2 separate regions of the Homo sapiens genome follow, and region 2 is linked to region 1. A link is a loop called in an ENCODE intact Hi-C map of the cell type or tissue named here. Cell type or tissue: Caco-2. All regions are shown on one strand. Links, peaks and the distances in the headings refer to the core of each region. The heading gives the core; the rest is flanking DNA. Region 1 overlaps UNC5C (unc-5 netrin receptor C). Region 2 overlaps UNC5C (unc-5 netrin receptor C).

Region 1 (2,925 bases), core at 137-2,636:
CTCCTATTTCTCAGAGCCCTTTTCTGTATTATTATTATTAATGTGGCATGTTTAATGTTTATAGTATTTCCATAAAAATAGTTCATCTCTGCTAGGTAGTTTTCAATGTTAAAGCAAATGTGCTTACTCATTGAATATGAAAAATATCCCTCTGGAACAAATGTAGAACCATCCATCTCTTGAACAGAATTCTTACGGGTTTTACTTATCTGCCTAACTGCCTTGAAAACAGCTTGGAAATCATTCCCATACTTTTGGGGAGCAGTCAATCATTTAGACAGTTTCCACTGAACAGCTTAAAATAATCAGGTTATTACAAGTAAAAATATTTTAGGATGGGTATCTATGCCAGCTAACATGAAAACCCACACTGAACTGATGTTTAAGATGTATTATTACAGGCAAAAAGAAAAAAATCTTACTTTGTTTTTTGCACTGGCAGATTACAAAAGTTCATGGGACAGCAGTCATAGAAACACAGAGTTTTAGGATGAATTATGCATTATTTTAAAAACCTTTAGTATTGAGTTGTTAGCCCTCCATGTGGATAGAATTTCAGAGCCCTTATTACATTTTAAAAGTGAAGCTAGGGCAGAAAGTGACTCAAAATTAGAAATGTCAGGATCTTCAATTTTGAGGTATGGCCATTTATTCTTAAAGATACTGCATTCAAACAAAAAGGAGTCAGCTGAGGTGGCTCACGCCTGTAATCCCAGCACTTTGGGAGGCCTAGGAGAGAAGATAGCTTGAGCTCAGGTCATCGAGACCAGCCTGGGCAACATAGTGAGGCCCCCATCTCTACAAAACCAATTAAAACTAGCCTGGCATAAGGGTGGGTGCCTATAGTCCCAGCTACTTGAGAGGCTGAGGTGGGAGGATGGCTTGAGCCAGGAAGGCCAAGGCTGCAGTGAGCTGTGACCACACCACTGTACTCCAGCCTGGGTGAGAGAGTGAGACCTTGTCTCAAAAAAAAATAAAAAGAGAGAGAGAGTGAGATAGAGAGACAGAAAGAAAAAGAAATAGGGCACCATTTCAAAGAAAACATAAAAGCATTTTTTAAATATTACTTCTTTATGATTTAGAATGGATATTTTTTCTTCCAGAAATGAAAGACAAGTGTCTCTAGAAGACCAGACTTTAGAATAAACATTGCAGCAAATGTCCAAGCCTTGGCATATACCCCATATTTTGTTGGCATCTTGTATAGGTTTCTAATCTTATATTATAACCCATATGAATGTCCACTGAGGACCACAAAAAGATCTTCATGGAGAAAAAAAACACAGCTTCACACATTAAATTAAGCATAAGAGGAGCACAAGACTCGGGCTTTTTTTGGGGGGAAGTGAGAACAGCTCCAGCATTCGTTCTTCCCAGCAAAGGTGAACATATGGCCATGGTGTCTCCTGCTATCAACATTTTTGCCCCTGAGAGAGACTAGCAAGTCGGAACTGGTTAGAGACCATCAGAGAGAAAGAGAGATCATCTGCATCTCAAAGGATTAAACAAGCATTGGATAGAGAGGAACAGAAGGCTTCAGGTAGAGACAGTGGTGTGTGATCAAAGCCATTCATGTCTTAACTTTACAACTGTGTGGAGAGCTCAGAAGGAGGAAATATGTGAGCAGATCAAAAGATCAGTGTTGCAGTAAAGAAAGAGATAAGATTGAAAAAATGTGGAGAAGTGAATACTCAGCCCATAATACATGCAGAAAGTATTATCTGGGCTCAAAAGTTGTTGTGGGGTAGGGGGATGGGGGAGGGATAGCATTGGGAGATATACCTAATGCTAGATGACGAGTTAGTGGGTGCAGCGCACCAGCATGGCACATGTATACATAAGTAACTAACCTGCACAATGTGCACATGTACCCTAAAACTTAAAGTATAATAATAAAAGAAAAAAAAAAGTTGTGTCAAAGAACTCAGTTAGAAATTGGTTGTAATAATACAGTGGTGAGCTAGGACAGAAGGAACAAAGAGATGGGAGAAACATTAGAAAAATTACCGGGAGAAACACTGACTGCAGGTTACAATGGCTGGTCAGAAGTGGGTCAAGACAAGTTTCCAAATGGGTACCAGCAGTAGTAGTGGTACCATTAACAGACACTTTGAGGAGAGCGAATGCCAGGAGATACTGGTTGGGGAGGACTGAGGCTTTTTGGTGTTTTAACTTCGTATAAAACAGAGTAACTTTTAGGTTTCATTTTATGTAACAATTTTCATGCTATAACAGAGCTTGATTTTTCTCAGGTCATTACTAAAATATCACCAAAGAGAAGAATTCTGGATATATTAGAATTCAAAAAGATATTAAATAGAAAAACAAGACTGGGGAATATATTTCTTAAACATGTGTAAGATGTTTGCAGGTTACAAGCAAACCTCCATGTAGTCTGTCTACTGGAAGAATCATGATGGGACTGGACCTTCAACCACTGGCAAGCACTAGAGATAAAGTATGGATAGCCATCAGTAAACATAGTAATTTTGTTGTAAGAATAGGTTAGATTTACAGAAGTCCTCTCATGGCCGTGTATAAGCACTTTTTTTTTATTTCCTCTCTCTAACAGAAGAACCATCTACTTGATAGCAGTGGACACTTTTGATGCTTTTAATTGTAGAATCTTGGAATAATACACTGTGCTATTAAAATTGCTCTTCTACTTTCTATAGTTCTATGAAATGGAAAATCATTTGGCTTTAGTTGTTACTTATTTAGTGATGACAAAAATGAATTTGAATGAAAACACAAATTTTTTACAAGAACAAAATTGAGCAGTACAGCAGTACGGGTTTATCCATCTTTCTGCAAGTAGTCATCTACCATTTTTATAGGTTACGAGCACTTCCGCACATCGACACAATAGGAACAAAATCATAAACAGCACAGTTATGTTCTTAGAACGTGTTTGAAATAAAATGA
Region 2 (2,925 bases), core at 280-2,779, 66 kb before region 1:
AGAAACAGAAAATCAGAGTGAAGAGTCTGATTGACTCTAAATTTTTGCGACATGTCAGAATGCCTATTTCAAACTGCCACAAAGTATCAAATGAAGAGTGTCAGTTGTTCTTTTAATTGAGGTGAAATTCGCGTAACACATAATAACCATTTTAAAGGGTGAAATTGAGTGGTTTTTTTGTGCACTCACAATATTGTGCAACTACCACCCCATCTAGTTTTGAAACTTTTTAACCCCGCAGAACATCCTCTACCCTTTAAGTAGTAACTCCATACTTCTCCCTCTTCCCTTCTTCTGGCAACCACCAATGTGCTTTCTGTCTCTATGGATTTGCCTATTCTGGATTTCAATCGTTTTAATTTTAAATATGTACAAATTACAAATTCTGCTTATGCATTGATTGTATGCCTCATTTTTCTTGAGGAATGAGACATGGAGGACTAGGATGTGAAATCCTAGTAATAATTCCTGGAAACTCTGACAAGATGGTAAAGTCTCACCATAAGCAGCCTTCTGATCTCTCTCCCAGAACAAGTATCACCCTCTACTGTAATGATCTGCTTATTTGTCTGTATTCTCTTCAAGACAGTAATCACTGGTGGGCTTTTTTTCAAACTGTAATGCTTAGCACAATGCCTTTATATGCTTCAGTCCTTGGTGTTTGCTGAAGGAAATGAAGGGGAACAGGAAGAGAAGAGGTGGAGCTCATTAGTGATGTTTTGACCCTAGATGAATAAATGAAGAAATGATTTTACTGGGTTCTGTTTCTTTTTTGTTTTTTCTTTCTTTTTTTTCTTCCTTTTCTCTTTTTTCTTTTTCTTCTTCTTTTCCTCCCGATGTCTGATTTTCCTGAAATTAGTTTGAAGACTATGGAATTGGCTCCAGAATATACTTATTGTATTAAAATTGACCTTACCTTGTCTTATCCAACATTTGGCTTTATTAGCATATAAGCAATGATTATGTGTCATGTATTATTATCTAATTGGTAAAGAGCTATGTTTAATTATCTGGGTAATGCAATCTGATTTTGATCTGTCTGTTTTCTTTCACTAGGCTTTCTTTCCTCTTGCACAACACTTGTCTCTCAACCCACCCCCAGCACCTTGCCCAAAGCATTGGTGCTTAGTCTGGTAGGTTCAGTCAATGAACACTCACCCAGTGTTAGAGTGAGATAACTAGTTAGATGACGGCCTATGGAAAAGGGAGAAAAACTAGTTTCAAATCCCTTCCTTCCTGTATATTTTCCGTAAAATCTGATTATTTTGCATGGAATAGTAGGAAATATGATCATATGAAAACCCAGTGTCAACCACATTCAATTTCCTATAAGACAGCTTCCTTTTAATGGGCAGATTGCCCACAACAAAGAGTAGTGAGTATCATTTCAGCAATGGATAAGATAAGCACTTTCTTTTACCTTACCCTCTTTCTTTCACTTCATGTTTGAAGATAATGAATGCTGGTAGATCTGTGTTGTATGTCTGAAAAAAGCAAATGGTAAACAAAAGCCTCCCCTATAATTCTTTAAACCTCAATGCTCATGTGCCTTCATTCTCTGTTGGCTTGAACAAACAATTCCTTCATAGACGAGGCATTAGGAATGTATTTTAATCTTGTTTCCAAAGTTCTGTGAAGATAGTGCTACCTATTTGATTTGTGGAGAAGAATGGGTCCTTGTTGATTTTACAGAATTTCTAAGGAAATTGTTTTCTGCTCATTTCATCTTTCCTCTGGATAACACGTCACATTATCTTGTATGGTAGTGTCTGCTGTTCGCTTCTCAGTGCCATTAACATACATCTGGGCCACCCTTTGTGTGGAACTGTCCCCTGGTGAAACCCTCCGTGGTCTGGGGTGGAGAAAGACTGCAATTTACAGAGTCCATTATCACCTCTGGACGTGTAGAATGATAATGGAAGTGACAGAGGTGCAGCTGAAAATTGGCTCTTAATATTTTATGTGTTCAAGCAAAGGATTGGAAATCTCATGCTGCTCTTTAGGGAAAATGAAGTATGTGGGATTTTTTTTTTATCAGAAAGTTATATGCAAAGAGTTGACTGCAGGATTTCAAATAAATTGTTACACCATATTCATTTCTTGTTAACGAGTACTTTTCACTAGGGAAAAATACTTTTGTGTGAAAAATTAATATATGGAAGCAAAATGTATCAGCATTGAAGCAAATTTAAAATAATGTACCATATACATTACCACTTTGTTTTAACCAATATGCTATGTCTATAGAGTCATAAATATTTGCTTTAAAAGGTTATCTTTAAATTGTTTGGTTGCTTTTTGTTACTTTCCACCTAACATATTCTTTTCTGACTTACAGACACGACCATGTTTCAAGAGCTATCACGGTCATGTTGATTTTGGAAACGGAAATTTTGGGTCAGATATTTTAGTGTTTAAGACATATAGTATAAGATAGAAAACAAATACAGTTTCTGAAATAGTTACATTGATAATTTAACATTTATCTCATTTGTTATAATGTTTATTATTTCACTAAAGAGAGGTGTTTATCAAAAGAATTCTTTCTTGAAAAATATAGTTGCTTTCTGTTTTGACTAAGACGTGAAACAATACAGTGTCTGTAGAAGAATTTTATTACTTTTCATCAATCTGATCTCAGACAAAACAAAAGTAGTAAGACAATATTCTTTCTTACTAATAAAAGATTAAACAACTTGAAATTTAGCAAATGTTAGGATATGTTTTTATTTCCTTAATGTATATTTATGATGAGAATTTCCAATTTCTCTACTTTACCAAATAGTAACTATTAGGGTTATTACTATATCACTATTGACTTATGGTTAAGATATCGAGATTTTACATTTTGAAGCATTTGGAGATGAAGGGATAAACTTGGTGAGGTTTTTCAGTAACATTTCAGAAATGACAGACTACTTTTTC

What was found. A loop is a pair of places that touch in the nucleus more often than their neighbours do. Peaks named below come from ENCODE experiments on the same cell type or tissue, not always from the same donor. Only the 100,000 strongest peaks of a DNase experiment are listed, where the experiment ranks them.
Region 2: it touches region 1 in a loop (7-fold over the local background); 1 of 110 quality-filtered maps calls a loop at or near these places.

Annotation. Positions count from the first base shown.
Region 1 is chr4:95,385,197-95,388,121 of GRCh38, reverse strand. The region is part of intron 1 of UNC5C (unc-5 netrin receptor C); the gene reads left to right. Among named protein-coding and RNA genes, the nearest start is that of UNC5C, 160 kb to the left of the region's middle. In Caco-2, for the core only: no CTCF peak of the experiment used is centred there; a DNase peak (open chromatin) is centred at 1,531.
Region 2 is chr4:95,451,365-95,454,289 of GRCh38, reverse strand. All of the region lies in intron 1 of UNC5C (unc-5 netrin receptor C), which reads left to right. Among named protein-coding and RNA genes, the nearest start is that of UNC5C, 96 kb to the left of the region's middle. In Caco-2, for the core only: no CTCF peak of the experiment used is centred there; no DNase peak of the experiment used is centred there.